5 separate regions of the Homo sapiens genome follow, and all the other regions are linked to region 4. A link is a contact called in ENCODE Hi-C or POLR2A ChIA-PET data. All regions are on one chromosome and are shown on one strand. The core of a region is the stretch at or near the end of the contact, and the rest is flanking DNA. Distances in the headings are between cores, read along the strand shown. Region 1 holds the start of LINC01556 (long intergenic non-protein coding RNA 1556). Region 2 holds the start of ZNF311 (zinc finger protein 311). Region 3 holds the start of TRIM26 (tripartite motif containing 26). Region 4 holds the start of GABBR1 (gamma-aminobutyric acid type B receptor subunit 1). Region 5 holds the start of TRIM39 (tripartite motif containing 39).

Region 1 (2,915 bases), core at 341-2,840, 690 kb before region 4:
ACTTTGTAGAAGCTCAACCAATGCTTGTTGCATGAATGCATAAATGAAAGGATGAGTGAATGAATGAATGAATGAATGAATGAATACTCAGTGGGACAGCCCAGCTTAGACTTTTGGGAGACTTTAGACTTCTTTTTTGCCTTCACTTGCTAGGCTAAATTTTACAAGTTCAAAAGGGAATAATTATTTCTCCTCCTCCTCCTATCTTCTTTTGCCTTTCCAGGTCCCAGCTCCCAGGTGGACATCTTAGCGTCCAGATGACCCAACATATAGGTGTCCTTTAGTATGGATGACCAAACTAGGATGTTATAGTGCTGGATGTAGTAATTCATTTTTTCAAATCTTAACTTTATTAAGATAACATGGTTATTTATCTAGTAATTGTGAGAACAACATATAACAAATAGACCACATATATACGTAGCGTGTCTGGAAGAAATACTCAGATATAAATTACTACTTTAGTCAATCTTAATATTAATTATTTGTCAACTATGCTTAATGTGCCTCTCTAGTCTCTCAAGACTAAATTGCTAAGGAACCCTGGAATCATTTGCTGGCATTCATCCTTTCAAGCAAGGTGCCTGTTACAAAATATCTGCTCAATTAGTATGTATTGGATACATCTTTTGGAAGGTGAGGAAGGAAGCAGTGAAATTAGAAGACTTCTGCCTAGGCGACTGTAAAGTGCTCCTAAGCATCTACCCACCTCCCTGCACACAAAAACTCTCCATTCTATCTCCTCGAGTCTCCTAGCCTTAAAAGATGGTCTAAACTACCCCAGATCCAGGTAAATAACGGATCAAGTCCTTCTTCCCTAAAACAGGTGTTATTCTTTCTATTCTATGAGCCTCCACCTTATTTCTTAAAAAAAAAAAAGAAAAAAATGTTTACTGTTTAAGAAGATAACAGAATCTCAAAAGCTAACTCTTCAACTGTGTTCAACTAAGGACCTTAAACTGCTCTCTGAGGATAGGTGAAGCGGGAAAGGCTCTAGGTGTCTGGTGACTGTTTCTTTTGTTGGTTCGTTTGTTTTTTCAGCCTTAGCACATTTATCCCTTGGAGAAGACAATGGAAAATAGGGCAGATGAGCGTGCGTGGCTTATTTATTCTTGAGTCTGGAGTTAAGAAGGTTGTACTTTTTCCTTAGGATTGCCCTTGGTTGGTTCACAAATTTCGCAAAGTGAATGAAAACACATGAAGGCCACTGAAGGGAATAACTAGGGGACGAGATGTCTGAGCCCCTAAATCGAGAAACATTTGGGCACCGTTTGTGGGACTGTACATATGGGTGTTATCTGTGGCCCCTAGGAAAACAGAAGAGGAACCTGTCTCACTTAGGAAGCTGTGAGAACTGCCCACACAAGGCTTGAAAATGGAACTTTACTGGGTCAGAATGACGAGGGGGAAAAAAAAAATACCTCACACTGGCAGCGGTGGGATTCGAACCCACGCCCCCGAAGAGACTGGAGCCTTAATCCAGCGCCTTAGACCGCTCGGCCACGCTACCACCCACAGGGTGCGTCGCCGCTTTCAGTTTCACCCAAGTGACTGTCGCCCCTTTCCAGTCCTTTCATTCCCATTCCCACATCACCATAAGCCCTTCCCTCAGGCCCCTTCTTCAGCATTCCTTGCTTCTCAGCATAGCCCGAGAACCCCCGATCCCTGACACTTTGCTTCTTCTCAGCTCCCAGATGGATCCTGGACAGGATGCTGCAGGTGGTGCAGGAGGGGAATCCTGCCCCATTTATCATCAACACAGTAAAAAGGGGTCGAAGAGACCGAGAGCGCCAGAGGACGCCATGGGCTCCACATCCACTTGGATTCCAGGGAGTAAGCCTCTCGACTTCAGGAGTAAGCAAGGCCAACCGTTTGGTTTGAGCCTGTTGCTTCTAAGAAAAGCGAGGAAAAATCCTGAGACCTCCTCCCCTCGCCCTTCATCCACTTCAGGGGACCGAGTGTCTCCACGGAACTTCACAAGGGAGGAAAAGAGTGAACTCATTATTATTTGTCTTGTCTTCGTTTCAGAGGCGGTACATCTACGAAAGCCCTAATCATAGAGGGAAAGACTCCTCGTTCCTGGCCCAGAAATGAGATGAGAAATCCAGGGCCCCGTACAGGAAGGCCTTTCGCAAAGTCCAGACTCAATTGCCTTCGCAGCCCTTAAAGTTTCCTTAGGAAGGTCTGTGGGAGAACGAGGTTGGTTTAGGAATTGGCCCCTGCCTTGTACTACGTAGTTTTGTCATCCAAAGTGTTTTAGAAGTGAATTGAATCATAGTTACGCCTTATTTTGAAACACTGTAATTCAGAGAACGTAAAACCTTATTAAAATGCCTCATAATCATCTTGGTAGAGCCGTTGGTTAAGCGGGAGAGACAGTTGCCTCCTTAGCGCAGTAGGCAGCGCGTCAGTCTCATAATCTGAAGGTCCTGAGTTCGAACCTCAGAGGGGGCAAGGCGTCTGTTTTGCCATTTTACTTCTTCTTGATCCAAAATGAGTAAGACAACAAAGGAAGTTGACAAAACGTTGTTCTTTCTCTGCTTTCTCTATAGAAAAGTGTACAATATGTCTGGTAAGGGAAAAAAAAATCTAAGGACATTGCTTTGATGGAACAGAACGGGTAATTGCTGTTTAATAGAACCATGTTCAGTTACAAAACAGTGATTTTCACTAAGAATTAAATTCTCCAAAATTCTCATCTCCCCTCCCGCCCTGCATACCAATTGGAGATAGAGCTGGTAGCATTTTCAAATGTTTTTCAGATATGCTTGGCAATTGTCTTTGTTTTAACAACACCAGAGTCAAGAAACTTGCCAGTTTTAGAGTGCTGAGATAAGAAAAAGTGGGTGGAGGGTTGTACTAGGGGTGTGGAAGGTATAGAATCTAATTATCAATTACTGACTTGGTTATCTTTT
Region 2 (3,366 bases), core at 102-2,601, 630 kb before region 4:
CAGGTTTCTTTAACAGTCTTCCACTGCTGTCCTGGTTTCTTCCTACTGGTCAGATCCAGTTCTCAAACAAGCTGTGAAGTGGCTCCAGTTGATGCCAGCCTCCTTTGGAGAACACATGTTTTGGTGGTGCCAGCCAAAGGGCCCTTCTTGACCCACAGTGCCGCTACTGTTTGGCTTAATGTGTCAAACACTGCCCTGGATTTGGGGTTCATTAGCAACACTAAACCGCTGTGATCTCACATCTTGTTTCCCTGCATATTTGGTGAAGGGAAAAGAGGAATGTGACCACAGGAAAAAATAGGGAGTCACTGAGAACCTGAGGCACGAAGTCAAACTGAAAATGTGAACATATCCAGAATACAATCTCAACGGCTACCACCCTTGTCTGAGCCACCATCACCTGCTATCTCCCCTCCTTTCCATTACTGCGGTAGTCTTCTAACTGGTCTCCTTTCTTCAATCCTTGCCTTCCTCCTTTCTTTTTTTTTTTTTTTTTTTTTTTTTTTGAGACGGAGTCTCGCTCTGTGGCCCAGGCGGGAGTGCAGTGGCGCAATCTCGGCTCACTGCAAGCTCCACCTCCTTTCTTAATAGGGCAGTCTGAGTAGTCCGTTTACAACTTGAGTTGGATCATTTCATCGCTCTGCTGAAAACTCTCCAGTGGTTCATACTTAAAATAAAACCTGAAGTCCTTACCGAGGTATACAAGGCCCTACTGAATGTGCCCGTGACTTCTAACTTCCTCTCCTGCTCACCCAAAATAAGAGCTGAAGTCTTAAGAGTGGCATACAAGTCTACAGGATGTGTCATTCTCAACACCTTCTACTCTTCTCCCACTCCCTCAATCTTCAGCCATACCGACCTTCCTTCTCTTTCATCTTAGGGCCTTTCCATTGGCTGCTCCCTTCACCTTAAGCGATCTCCATGGCTAATAATCTTGCCTCCTTCAAGTGTTTTCTTATAGGTCATCTTCCCAAGGAGGTCTACTCTGAGTGCCTTATTTAAAATTGCAGCCTATCCCCTCCTTCCAATCCTGATGGGCCTTACCTTGCTTTACATGAATTCTTCTTTTCCTCTATAGCACTTTATAATTTTCCAGTATGGTGCATAAGTTACTTATTAATATATACATTGTTTACGGTGGTTCTACCTTCGCTAAAATCTAGGCTCTTAGGCTCCATGAGGGCAGGAATTTTTGTCGTCTTGTTCACAGTTGTATTCTCAACGCCTAAAACAGCGCTTGCAATAGTATGTGCTGGATTAAAAATTAGCTGACTGAATGAATATATGAATGGATGCTGTAGAGAAGAATAAAAAGAATGGGTCAGGAGGCGACAAGAGCAAGACTCCGGTCTCAAAAAAAAAAAAAAAAAATGGGTCACGAGCCCCTGGGAGGAGGTAGGGCAAATGGGCGGGAAATGCTCATTTTGGGGAATGGCTTCGAGGGAGGAAACCGCAGCCGACTCCCTCCTCAAATCTGGCCCCAAAGACCCGCCCCTGCCTGCAACCCCAGGGGCCCGGGTATTTAGGTGAGGGGGGCGACGGCGGCACCGGACTCCTCTCCTCTCAGCTGCAAATTCCGACCCACGACGGCCCAAGGCACAGACCTTCCCGCCGGTACTCTCCCCAAGAAATGAGAAACAGAAATATACAGAAGCTCCACTTCCTAGTCCGCCAATTATCATTTCCGGTGATTTTCTAGGAAAGGCGTCAACTCTCTGGTCTAGGCGTTCCCTTAAACTCTCCGCCCTCCTCCTCGCGGCTCAGCCTTCTAGGAGTTTGCGTGCGTTTATGGCCTGTGCAAAGGGGTTGCAGAAATATTACCCTTTTGCTCCTTTTTTCCCATGTAGAGGAACCTCTAGATAGGAATGGACAGAAGTTTTGTGACAAATATATGAAAAAGTTACTTTTAAATATTAACTAAGAACACAAATAATTGAATGTCTTTTTCAAAAGTAAAGACTATTTTAAGCCTATGCAGAAGTCGAAAGAAGAGTATAATTAACCCATATATACCCATCATTTACATTTAAAAATACATAAAATTCTGCCACACTTGTTTCATCCATCTCCATTTTTTCTTGCTGAAACGTTTTAAAGCAAACCCCAAATATCTTACTTTCAACTTCATTATGCATTTATTTTAAAAAGGATATTTTCCTACAGAATCACAATACCATTATCCCATTTAACAAAATAATTCCTGGTTATCATCTAATACCAAGTCCATATTATATTTCCCTAAATATATACATATGCTTCTTACATTTGTTTTCTATTTCATTCAAGATCTAAAGTTCCAGTATTTAATTTGGGCATGTGTCTTAATTCTTTTAAAATTCACATCTGAACTAGTTCCTCCTTCCATCCTCCTCTTCGTCTTCCCCTCATATAGTCAACTAATTGAACAAATTGGGACATTTGTCCTGAATGTTCTACATGCTGGCTTTGTCTATTTGTGTCCCCATTTTATTAGTTTCTCTAGCCTCATATTTCCTGTAAAACTTGATGTTACCTCTAAAGGTTTGATTAGAGTTAGGTTTAACTTTGTTAGTAAGAATCCTTAGGTGGTGCTATGTACTTTTTGCCACACATCAGGAAGCATATAATGTTTTTGATGCTAAGATTGACCAGTGGGTTTAATACTTGATAGCTGAATCCTTCCATGTAAACTTTCCCACTGGCTTTTAATCTGATAGATTCAGCCACCCCATTTCATTAGAGTTTGTAAAATTGTAATTTTTCTAATTCAATAATTTTTTCACATTTATTAGTTAGAACTCCTCTATAAAGAAAAACTTTCCTTCATCAATTTAGCAATTTAGGGCTATTTGGTTATCCTGAAATGTAGTTTGTACAGGAAAGAAAGACTGTTTAATTTTCAACATAATTGCCAATTTTCAGAAAAAGCAGTTGTGCCTTAGGTGCCATCAATGGTAACCACCTTACAAAATGTGATAGCCATCCTATAAAATGGCTAGCTGGGCCCTACTGTCCAGCATTCACATCCTTGTGTAGCCCCCTTCCACATTGTACCAGGGTTGGTTTGTGTGACTGAATGATCTGGTAAAAGTGATGCTATGTTTTGTTTGTTTGTTTGTTTGTTTGTTTTGTTTTTTGAGACAGAGTCTTGCTCTGTTGCCCAGGCTGGAGTGCAGTGGCGCGATCTTGGCTCACTGAAATCGCCACCTCCCGGGTTCAAGTGAGTCTCCTGCCTCGGTTTCCCAAGTAGCTGGGACTATAGGCATGCATCAGCATGCCCAGCTAATTTTTATATTTTAGTAGAGATAGAGTTTCGCCATGTTGGCTGACTGGTCTTAAACTCCTGGCCTCAAGTGATCTGCCCACCTTGGCCTCCCAAAGTGCTGG
Region 3 (3,321 bases), core at 155-2,654, 580 kb after region 4:
AGAGTGGAAAAGAGACTAACTGTACAGTGGAGAAACCTGAAAAACACTATCTCACCCAAATCAATATTAAGTCATAAATCATGTTAGTACATGCCCTTGATACGATGGGATGATAATGGCAATCTACCTCTGTGGTCTTCCTCCCAGTTACCCATAAGCCCAGTCTTAGGAGAAAAACATCAAATTCCAATAGAGGGGCATCCTACAACATACACGACCAGTATTCTTCAATGCTGTCAAGGTCATCAAAACAAGTCTGAGAAACTCCCACAGCCAAGAGGAGCATAAGGAGACATGACAACTAAATGTAATGTGGTAACCTCCATGGGATCATGAAACAGAAAAAGTACTGAGGTAAAAACTAAGGAAATCTGAACACACTATGGACTTTGGTCAATAATAATGTATTGATATTGGTTAACTGCAACAAATGTACCACACTGAGGTAAGATGTTAATAACAGGGGATCCGGTTTGGAGCATGTGGGAAGTTTGTACTATCTTCTCAATTCTTCTGTAAATCTAAAAGTGTTGTAAGAAATAAAGTCTACTTAAACAATAAAATTGCAATTTTTGAAACATAAAAAGCCTATTTTTTTTAAAGGTGATTTTTTTGAACTTGGGGAAAAACATGTTAGGGATTATGATTTCAGCTAAGAGTTAAAAACAGGAGGTTAAGGCATGCATAAACGAATGTCATTCTCCCCTCTTTTGAAGTACACACAAATCGTGGGTCAAAATTTGAAATCTACTGGAGATTTGGAAGTGTGTCCCTCCCATTTACTCCACAGAGTTAAATTTACACTTTTTTTCTAAGGCCAAATAGGGAGAAAATCAGTAAGAAAAATGCTAATGAGCTGGAAGGAGTGAAAGCACAGCTCCAAGTATTTGTGGCTAAACCGGTTTACTCCGAACAAAAAAAAAAAAAAAAAAAAGAAAGAGAAAGAAAGCATGACACTTTGGTCAGGGAGCTGGATTAGTCGCCTATCTACCAGGCTCCAAGCAACCGGACGGTCATCCAGGCCCCGCTTACTTCTGGTTCCGCAGACTAGAATGGATGGGAGTCTGAGTAGGATACCAGAAAGCGAGAAAGACCCAAGAGGAGGGGGAGAATGTAAGGACAAGCAAACAGGAGGGATCTGGCTGGCAGGGAGGACGCAGCGAACTTGACCCCCTCCTGAGCCCGCCCGGGGGCCTGGCCCCGTTTTGAACCCGGGCCCGGCGGCTGCGTTGGGTCGCCCCAAACCCGGTGAGCGTACGAGACTGTTGCTTCGCTGTATGTCTCATGTGCACCCCCTACTCACCGGTCCCGAGCTCCGGGCCGCGAATCCCGGCCGGCACCCCTCCTCTCTCACGGCGGTCTGTTCCGGGTCCCGCTCCTGCACGAGCAACCAGCGCGACAGCTCGTCCCCGCCCCGTAATCTCCCGGCTATTCGGGGCCCTTCGCCGAGATTTCTCCCGGACCAGCCCCGGGATTGGCTCCTGCCGAACTTCGCCATCCAATGGGAACCTTAGTCTCTTTTACGTCACTGATCACCGGGCAAATCCCCAGACAGCCGCGGGCGGTGGGGCACCAGGGGCAGCGAAATGGAAACTGAAATCAGGCGGGACCGAGGCTGCGCCAAGAGCCGCAGCCTGAGTTTGGCGCGTAATTGGGGTGGCCTGTTACACGGTCTAAGGGAGTAAATGCTAAGGCTTAGGAGTCACCTACGTAGGACTCTTGAGAGGGCAATAATCCCCTTTCCACCTCTCGAGACCCCTCACTGCCCAACTCTGGCCTTATGCTGGATCAGGGTCCGAGGGCGCTTTGAGGCGAAGGTGGCGCTCGCCAGGTGCTCAACATCAAATACGAAGTCCCCGCCCCTAACGTGGCCTAAATTTGCTTCCAGGACAAAGCAGGATTTTAGCAAGCAAATACTCTCAGAGACCTATTTACGAAAATTATTACTTCCTAGGTAAAATAACGTTCAACCAGACAGCCATTGTCGCCATTCGACGGAAGGAAAAACTGAGGTTCCAGGAGCTTAAGGGTCTGGGCCCAGTTCAGGGGGGTTGTTTTCGCTCCTCGACGCTGAATTTAGAAACCAGAGGCTACAAAGCGGGCCGAGACTTGGGTTCCCCAGGTCCTTGGTGGGGAGGTTTCCAGGAGGCTCGGGCGCGCCCCCGTCCACGGCCCCGGAAGCTGACGTCGCCGAAGCGTACGCCGCTGCCCAGCCTGCGCTCTCTTCCTGCTCTGCCTGCAGCCGCCGCGTCCGGTCCAGCCGCAGGGCCATGCCCTGTGCTGCGGTTGCCGTGTCCCAGGCGCCGCCGCGTCAAGATCCCCGTCTTTCCCGGCCAGCCAGGCGGCAGCGGCATTCAGCTCGTGCACTGGGCTGGCAGCAGGCTGAGAAGAGGCGGCGCAGGTTCTCCGGGTCAGCCAGTGCCCTGCTCCTAAGGGTAGAGATCTAGCTGGGGACACTGGTCGTCCGCCTAGGCAGTGGTGAGAGGGTGGGCTACAGTTGTTTGGGTATTCATGAATGGAGGAGCTCAGGGTCCTAGACCCTAAAACCTGCTGAATCTTCACCCCTCCTCCGCTGGGGGTAGGGAAATTTGCACTGCATTTAAGCAATGTATAGTGGAGTGGGTGGGACATTCAGAAGAAACCACGCCCACATTTAACACCCGCGTCCTTCCCTTCTACCCCAGCCCAGCATTTTGTCTTTTTCCCCTTTGTCCAGCAGTATAACTCACGCTGCCCCTCCGGGCTGAGAGGAGTGTAGACCTCACCTGCTGAGCACAACTCTGGCGGGCCTGTGCTCTGGAGGTGGTCTCAGCACCTACCTAGACCCTCTTGATACCTGCTTTTTTAGTTGGTGGTGTGGGAAGAAAGTGTGTTTAACATGCTCCTTAAATAATGCTCTGCCGCCGAGCGCGGTGGCTCACGCCTGTAATCTCAGCACTTTGGGAGGCCGAGGTGGGCGGATCACGAGGTCAAGAGATCGAGACCATCCTGGCCAACATGGTGAAACCCCGTCTCTACTAAAAATACAAAAATTAGCCGGGCGTGGTGGCGCGCACCTGTAGTCCCAGCTACTCAGGAGGCTGAGGCAAGAGAATCGCTTGAACCCGGGAGGCGGAGGTTGCAGTGAGCCGAGATCGCCCCACTGCACTCCAGCCTGGGGACGGAGCGAGACTCCGTCTCAAAAAATAATAATAAAATAAAAAATAATGCTGTGCCACTAAGCGTTTTCTCCCTGTCCTGAGGTCTTTGGCCTATTCACAGACCATTCTGGGCAGACTCCAGCCACAAATCCACCACCCCACTTAAAATTCTCTATCCTCT
Region 4 (2,943 bases), core at 438-2,937:
AATCTCATAGTCCACTGGCAGGAAGTTGATAGCCTTCACCTGGTCCCGAGTCAGGCCCCGGTACCTGATGCCCCCTTCCCAGGGCGGGTGTATGATCTGGCAACCTAAGGGGTGAGTCGGGGAGGCATACAGAGAGGAATGGTGGGAAAGAGGAAAAGGCAGGCTCCCCAGTGGGAGGAAGGGGAGAGTAGGGCGTGGTCTGTGGGCAGGCTGGGGACAGAGGAAGAGGGATGGGGCACTAGAGGGTGGGAGTGGGGACAGGTACAGATCCCCTGGCTAAAGGACAGAGAGTAAAGGGCCAGGGTTAAAGCTGATGAGAGAACCCACAAGTGGGGAGGGAAGGGTGCTGGGTGGAGGTAAGAAAGAAAAGTAATTAAGAAATCATGAAGGGTATGATATGTGGGTGGAGCTTTTCTTTAAAAAAAAAGGCTAAATGAGGATATTCGAGTTGAATTAGGATAGGAGGATAAAGGGAGGCTAATAAGATCATCTGGACAGCAAAGTGGGACCAAGAAAAGGGAGTAATTGAGGTAGTAATGTGGGGCTGGGAAAGGGGATTGAGGCGGAGAAAATGCACAGGAAGGTGGTATAGTGTAGCAATGTGGGCAGAGAAAAGAGGTGCTGGATAGTAACGTGGGGTGACAGAAGGAGGTCAGCAGTAGTAAAGTCGGGCCGAGCAGAAGGGGTTGCCAGACCGGGATGATATGTGGGACTGATGGGATAGTGATGAGGACCAGAAATGAGGAGATGCAGGGAAAGGGAAGTGGAGCGAAGGAGGGCCGGAGGTCGTCGAAGAAGGATGCACCTTCTGAGGTGGCGTTGGGGGTCTGCGCCCCGCCCGCGCCCGGGGGGCGGAGGAAGAGTGGCGCCAGTAGCAGCAGCAGCAACATCTAAGTGAGAGGCGGCCATGAGGACTGGACCGAGCCCCGCCGGCGCGGCCCGCACCCGGAGACTACTCGACCTCTTGCCGGTTGCCTCGCAGGCTCCGACCGGGCTCAGCCTGGGGACCAAGAGAGCGCCCCGCGGAGGAGGCGGGGGCGGAGCCCCGCGCGGGGTGGGGGGAGAGGAGGAGAGAAAGCCTGTCCCCACCCTCCTCCTGCCTCCCTCGGCCCCCAACCCTCCCGGGACTCCACCTCTCACCACCTCCTCTCCCCCGGCCCCCGCGGCTCGCAGAAGCCTGGCTTACCCACGCTCCCGGCATCGGCCGCCTCAGCGCTCCCCGATTCCATCCCCGCGGTTCCTCCTCTCCCCCAGCCCCGCTTCCCCCAGCTGGGCCCTGCGCCCACTGCCCCCTCCCCCACCACGCCGCGCGCCCCCTCTCCGAGCCCTGCTAACCCGGGGCCCTGGCTCTTACCTCGGCGCGCGGGCCCGGCTCCCCGGCTCTCCCCGGGCCTCAAGGCCCCAGGCCCGGCCGCTCCTCCCCGCTCCCCCCTCCCTTCTCCTCCACCTTTCTCCTCCTCCCGTCCCTCCTCCCCTCGAATCCAGGCTCCAGCCTGGCCAGGGTCTCTCCCCTCCTCTCTCGCTTCCCCCAAACCCCACCCCTGTCTCTTCTTCCCCGGGGCGGCGGCAGCCACGGGAGCGGGGAGCGGGGAGCCGGGAGGGAAGGAGGCGGCGCCGGGGACCAGGGAGAGCTCCCGGGCGGAGGGAAGAAGGAGGGTGCAAGGGAAGGCAGGGCGGGGGGAAGAGAGGGGAAGACCGGGGAGAGGGCGCCTCCCACAACCCGAGCCCCGGGAGCCGCCCCGGATCCCAGCCCCGCCCTGGACCGCCCACAGCGCGGTGGGGCGGGCGGTGGAGAGGCGCGGGGCTGAGAGGTGGGGGAGAGGGAGGTGCCCTGGTGCACACGCACTCGTCGGGGGGCGCCGGTCACTGCCGAGGGACCTGCGGGCCAAACAACTGGAAGCTGGGGTGGGGGAGAGGGAACCCGAGCCAAAGGCAGAGGAGCTGGCGCTGAGACAGGGAGTCTGGGATGAAGGTGGAGAAAGACGGCTGCACAAAGAGAAGGCAGCCCTAGATCCGGGTGAGAGGAGAGAGGCAGAGGCAGATGCCCAGGAGAACTGCGACCGGAGGGCGAGAAAGAAGCCTGGGTCAGAAGGAGGTGGGGGAGGGGGACTGAGGACCACCTAAGCGCAAGAAGGGTTGGGTGTAGAAGAGATTTCTGGGAGACTAGAGCAGCTCCATGGTCCAGCAGCATTGCTACTCGCCTGCTCTGCAGGGAACGCGCAGAACGGATTGGAGGCAAAAAACAAAACAGGGAGGGGGACATCAAGGAGAGAAATTGAAGTACGAAGGGAGTAAAAGGACAAGAGAAAAGAACCTCAGGGTGGTTTAGAAGCCAGTATTACCTGATGTACTCCAGCAGAGCCTAGCAAACAGTATTTCTTGACCAAGGGCAAACTGGAAGCTCTAAAGACAGCAGGTACAGACCTTTTTGACGGCTCCAGAAGCTCTTGGCTATACCTTGAAGTGGAGGGGTGTGTGTGTGTGTGTGTGTGTGTGTGTGTGTGTGTGTGTGTGTGTGTGTTGTGCTGTTGTTGTTCGTAGGCCTGAGTTTGGGCTGGGAGAGGAAACAGTGGGCTCCTTGTTGGGGGGGACAAAAAAAAAGCTGCTTTCTGGCTGGTCCTAGGGGGAAAAATGGTAGGAAGAAACCAAACACTGAGAGACTGACTAGAATTGAGATTCTCAACCTCCAACCCTTTTTTACAATAAATATTTTGTAATGACACTTTTACTGTCCTAAATTGAGATTCATAGATGAGGCTCACGCCTGAAATCCCAGAACTTTGGGAGGCCGAGGCGGACTGATCACTTGAGCTCAGGAGTTTGAGACCAGCCTGGCCTGGCCAGCATGGCGAAACCCCATCTCTACTAAAAATAGAAAAATTAGCGTGGTGTGATGGTGTGCGCCTGTAATCCCAGCTGAGACACCAGAATCGCTTGAACCCG
Region 5 (3,274 bases), core at 727-3,226, 690 kb after region 4:
TGATAGGATTACAGGCGTGAGCCACCGCGCCCAGCCTTCATTTAGTACTGTCTAATGATGTTTTCATACTGCAAGGAGAAAGCTGAGTATGGACCACAAGGCCAAAAAGATGTCCTCTCTGGCTCTCTACAGCAAAGATTTGCCAAGCCCTGTTATATGTCATACTACTTGCGCTTCATAATTTTATAGTTTTACCTAGACAGTCTCCCTTTTTTCCTTCCATATTCAGCATAAAATCCCCTTAATATCAGTCTCTAGGCAAGCACATTCTTCACAGTCCTTAGAACTGGACCTCCTCTTGTTAATTTCCTTAGTCTAATCACATTCCTCCTGGTTATCTACAAACAGAAAGCCAGAAAGGAGGGCTATCAACATCTTAAGCGCCACAAATTAACAAATCAAAACCAAATCTCTCTCTCCCTCCGAAGCCACGGCTAAGGAGGCTCACTGCCCAGTTAGTGGCTTTCAAACTACCCTTACAAGTGAGACATCTTGTGAATTAGAACAAGTGCTGCTGCTAAAATCCCTAACGGCTACATAGCAATGTGAAAAAAGGTATCAAATGTAATTTTCTCAAATTTAATCTTCTTCAATTCTTGGCACAAAAAAAGGAACAGTAAAGGTAGACAACTGTAATTAGCATGTGTGATCCCAAATCTTTATACCTTAGATACTGGATTATATTTTCAGCAAGTAAATAGTTTCTGGCTCCCAAGATGAGAGGTTAAATAATGCAGGGTGTTTGTAAACAGCAGCACAATTTACACCGGAAATTAGGGCCCTTTCTCACCGAGGAGAGTACAGCAAAATCTGCTCATCTCTTTCAATGAATATTCTCCATGACTAGTGCTGGCGGCGGGGAGGCGGAGCAAGCTATCTTTTCTACCAGCCGTGTCACACCCCTCCTAGCACTAACCCCTCCTCCTCAGCCTTTTCACACCTCTACCCACTACTAGCCCCTCCCCAGCCCCATCACCTCTTCCCGGGCCCCTCACACCTCTCCCAGCATACTCTTCCCCAGCCTCATCACCTCACCCACTTCCTCCAAAATCACTGACCTGCTAAGCTTCCAGCAGCAGGCGGGCAAAGCAGGGAGGCTGTAATGCAAAAGTCCGCAGTCCCTACACAAACACTATCTGCTCCTGCGGAGAAACTCAAGTCACAGCCCCAGAAGTGGAAAGAACAGGCCTTGGCTCTCACCCAGTTAACAAGCGTTTATCCAGCGCACGTGTTGCGGTCGGACCCCATGCGAAGGAGCTAAGGACACAAAGGTGAGCAGCAGAGACGCGGTTCCAGCTCTCCCCCGGCTCCCACTCCAGCGGGATAGGTAGATAATTTCGGTAAATTTCGCCAAGCAGGGGCAGGACAAAGAGTATTTGAAGTCTACCGCGGGGAGAACTTACCTAATCCTTGAATGTTAAAAGGCTAAAAACTCCACTAGTCGGAAGTGACGTGCCAGCTTAGCCCCGCAGGTCCGCCACGTAATTGGCCGCCGCCACAGCTAGCCACCCTCTCCCCAGACTGGCCCGAAGAGAGGAAAAGTGTGGAAGTCCACAAGCCGCCCCCGCCCCGCCCTCTTCGTCGACTTTCAGCTGCACCGGGAGGCGGCGGCGCCTGGCCAGAGCCGGGGCCTGGAGCCTGGACTAGACAGCCTCGCCGGCCGGGGCGCCAGTCCAGCGCCCTGCGGGCAATGGGCTTCAGCGCTCGAGCACGCGCATGCGCGGGCCTGTATCTCCAGAGGATTCCTCGGGTCACCTGGACGCCAGCATCTCAGCCACCTGCCCCTCTGGGTCCCTTCTTGCCCTTGATTCCCCCTGCTGCTTCTCATCGCCAGCCCTCCTCCTCCTTCTTCCGCAGGCACCGCTAGACCCGGCCGCGGCCGCCCGCCGACACCCCAGCTTCCACTGACACGAGCCTCGGCGCGGCTTCCGCTTCCGGCGAGTATTGTGTGTCGCGCCGCGGGGCGGGGGCGAGGGGAGGAGGAAGGAGGGAGGCAGCGCTCCGGCGGCTCCGCGCCCCGCACTCCCGGACCCGAAGCCGGGAAGGTAGGTGCTGTCCCGCCGCCGCGCCCGAGCCTGGGGCCTGCGCTCGCCGGCCGGCTCCGCAAGCCGCGTCCCAGCGCCCCGCGACTGCGTCACCGGCCCCCCGCACGTAACCACAGCTGCCTCCGCCCGCCTCGGGCCCGGGCGGACGTTTTGCCGCCCCGGCGACGTCAGCGCGTCCGGCGTTGCTTGGCTACCCCGCCGTTCCCCCGTCCCGCTGCTGCTCACCTCCCCGGGTGAAACTCTGACGCAGTCACCGCGGGTCTCGGCAGCGTCATAGCGGCGGGCATCCCATCTGCACGTCACACCTCTTTCTCACCTGGACACGCATCCCTTCCTACCCTGCCAGCCACGACGTTTCCTCTTTCCCCTCTCCAATGCCCCAGCCCCAGATCTGGCGGAAGAAGATGGAGAACGGGGGTGGGACAGAGTTGTGGACAACCTCTCAGGAGAGGGTCGCAAGGTGGGACCCTGAACAGTGGTAGAAACAAAATGAGATTGTCCCTGAAGTTTGCCCTTCAGCTGAGACACAAGGAGTAGAGGAAGAGGAAGGACTAACGCAGAGGCACTCAAGGTCTCACTATGACTGTAGTTGAGAGTCCTCTCCCTTCTTCCCTAACCCTTTCCCCATTTCTCTCACCACTTCTTTGCCAGTCTAGATCCGTCCTGGTGCCTTACTGTGCATACAGTTCTACTCGTCTCAGGTGAGGAGGCCACTTAATTTGTAAAAGACTGAGGAAGGGGTAGGATCACCACAAGTCAAAGTTGGATTCCCACAGATAGAAATCATCTGACTGAACTTCTCTCCTATTGCTGACAGAAGAAATTCAAATCCAAAGAAGTTATCAGTTCCTACTCCAAATCAAACACATTTGTGTGTGCCAACAATATATACAGGAACAATTGTTGTTAACCTACCTCATTACATGGCCACTTATCTCTCAGCACATAGATCTACCAAATTTCCTTCCTTCCAGTAGGTCCCTGGAGAAGGATGGGGGTCGGGAGGAGAAAAGGTTATGGGGATAGTTAAATCAACTTACCCATGGCTAAAAGTATGGATGTTTTAAGGATGGAGTAGGGGGCCAGCCTTGTGTTTTATAAATCTCTCCTATGCATTTCCAATTCTTCTGAGGCTGCGCTTGAGGGAGATCTCATTGCCTCTTTTGTGTCTCTTAATTCGCAACCACTCCAGGACCTATAAGTTGGAGACACACTATGCCCAGGGTGTT

Evidence for each region. Hi-C counts contacts between places; a loop is a spot of excess contacts on that map. ChIA-PET counts read pairs that join two places held with the same protein, here RNA polymerase II (POLR2A). Pooled maps may share reads with other maps.
Region 1: a loop to region 4 is called in a map of dorsolateral prefrontal cortex, with 6 times the contacts of the local background. The contact joins the promoter of LINC01556 here to the promoter of GABBR1 in region 4. A Hi-C loop is called at or near these places in 2 of 168 maps with a recorded cell type or tissue (K562 and dorsolateral prefrontal cortex) and 10 of 50 pooled maps. POLR2A ChIA-PET finds 5 or more read pairs at or near these places in 1 of 52 experiments (activated naive CD4-positive, alpha-beta T cell).
Region 2: POLR2A ChIA-PET joins it to region 4 with 10 read pairs in BJ. The contact joins the promoter of ZNF311 here to the promoter of GABBR1 in region 4. A Hi-C loop is called at or near these places in 1 of 168 maps with a recorded cell type or tissue (endothelial cell of umbilical vein) and 3 of 50 pooled maps. POLR2A ChIA-PET finds 5 or more read pairs at or near these places in 1 of 52 experiments (BJ).
Region 3: a map of ascending aorta shows a loop between it and region 4 (3-fold over the local background). The contact joins the promoter of TRIM26 here to the promoter of GABBR1 in region 4. A Hi-C loop is called at or near these places in 1 of 168 maps with a recorded cell type or tissue (ascending aorta) and 10 of 50 pooled maps. POLR2A ChIA-PET finds 5 or more read pairs at or near these places in 3 of 52 experiments (BJ, HEK293 and activated CD4-positive, alpha-beta T cell).
Region 5: a pooled map shows a loop between it and region 4 (2.7-fold over the local background). The contact joins the promoter of TRIM39 here to the promoter of GABBR1 in region 4. A Hi-C loop is called at or near these places in 1 of 168 maps with a recorded cell type or tissue (ascending aorta) and 4 of 50 pooled maps. POLR2A ChIA-PET finds 5 or more read pairs at or near these places in 1 of 52 experiments (activated B cell).

What each region holds. Positions count from the first base shown.
Region 1 is chr6:28,942,194-28,945,108 of GRCh38, forward strand. LINC01556 (long intergenic non-protein coding RNA 1556) reads left to right here and starts at 1,591. Exons shown (of 1, transcript NR_103538.1): 1 at 1,591-2,345. It overlaps TRL-AAG2-2 (tRNA-Leu (anticodon AAG) 2-2), which reads right to left and starts at 1,510; the gene lies at 1,429-1,510. It overlaps TRM-CAT3-1 (tRNA-Met (anticodon CAT) 3-1), which reads left to right and starts at 2,382; the gene lies at 2,382-2,454.
Region 2 is chr6:29,003,964-29,007,329 of GRCh38, forward strand. It overlaps ZNF311 (zinc finger protein 311), which reads right to left and starts at 1,352. Exons shown (of 7, transcript NM_001382360.1): 1 at 1,045-1,352; 2 at 1-251.
Region 3 is chr6:30,212,002-30,215,322 of GRCh38, forward strand. TRIM26 (tripartite motif containing 26) reads right to left here and starts at 1,405. Exons shown (of 10, transcript NM_003449.5): 1 at 1,304-1,405. RefSeq lists an enhancer at 1,736-2,624 and a silencer at 2,083-2,265.
Region 4 is chr6:29,631,496-29,634,438 of GRCh38, forward strand. GABBR1 (gamma-aminobutyric acid type B receptor subunit 1) reads right to left here and starts at 1,688. Exons shown (of 23, transcript NM_001470.4): 1 at 1,355-1,688; 2 at 806-890; 3 at 1-104. The coding sequence starts at 890.
Region 5 is chr6:30,324,951-30,328,224 of GRCh38, forward strand. TRIM39 (tripartite motif containing 39) reads left to right here and starts at 1,977. Exons shown (of 8, transcript NM_001369521.2): 1 at 1,977-2,045. HCG17 (HLA complex group 17) reads right to left here and starts at 1,184. Exons shown (of 5, transcript NR_052012.1): 1 at 1,059-1,184. HCG18 (HLA complex group 18) reads right to left here and starts at 2,206. Exons shown (of 3, transcript NR_102327.1): 1 at 1,201-2,206. RefSeq lists an enhancer at 13-656.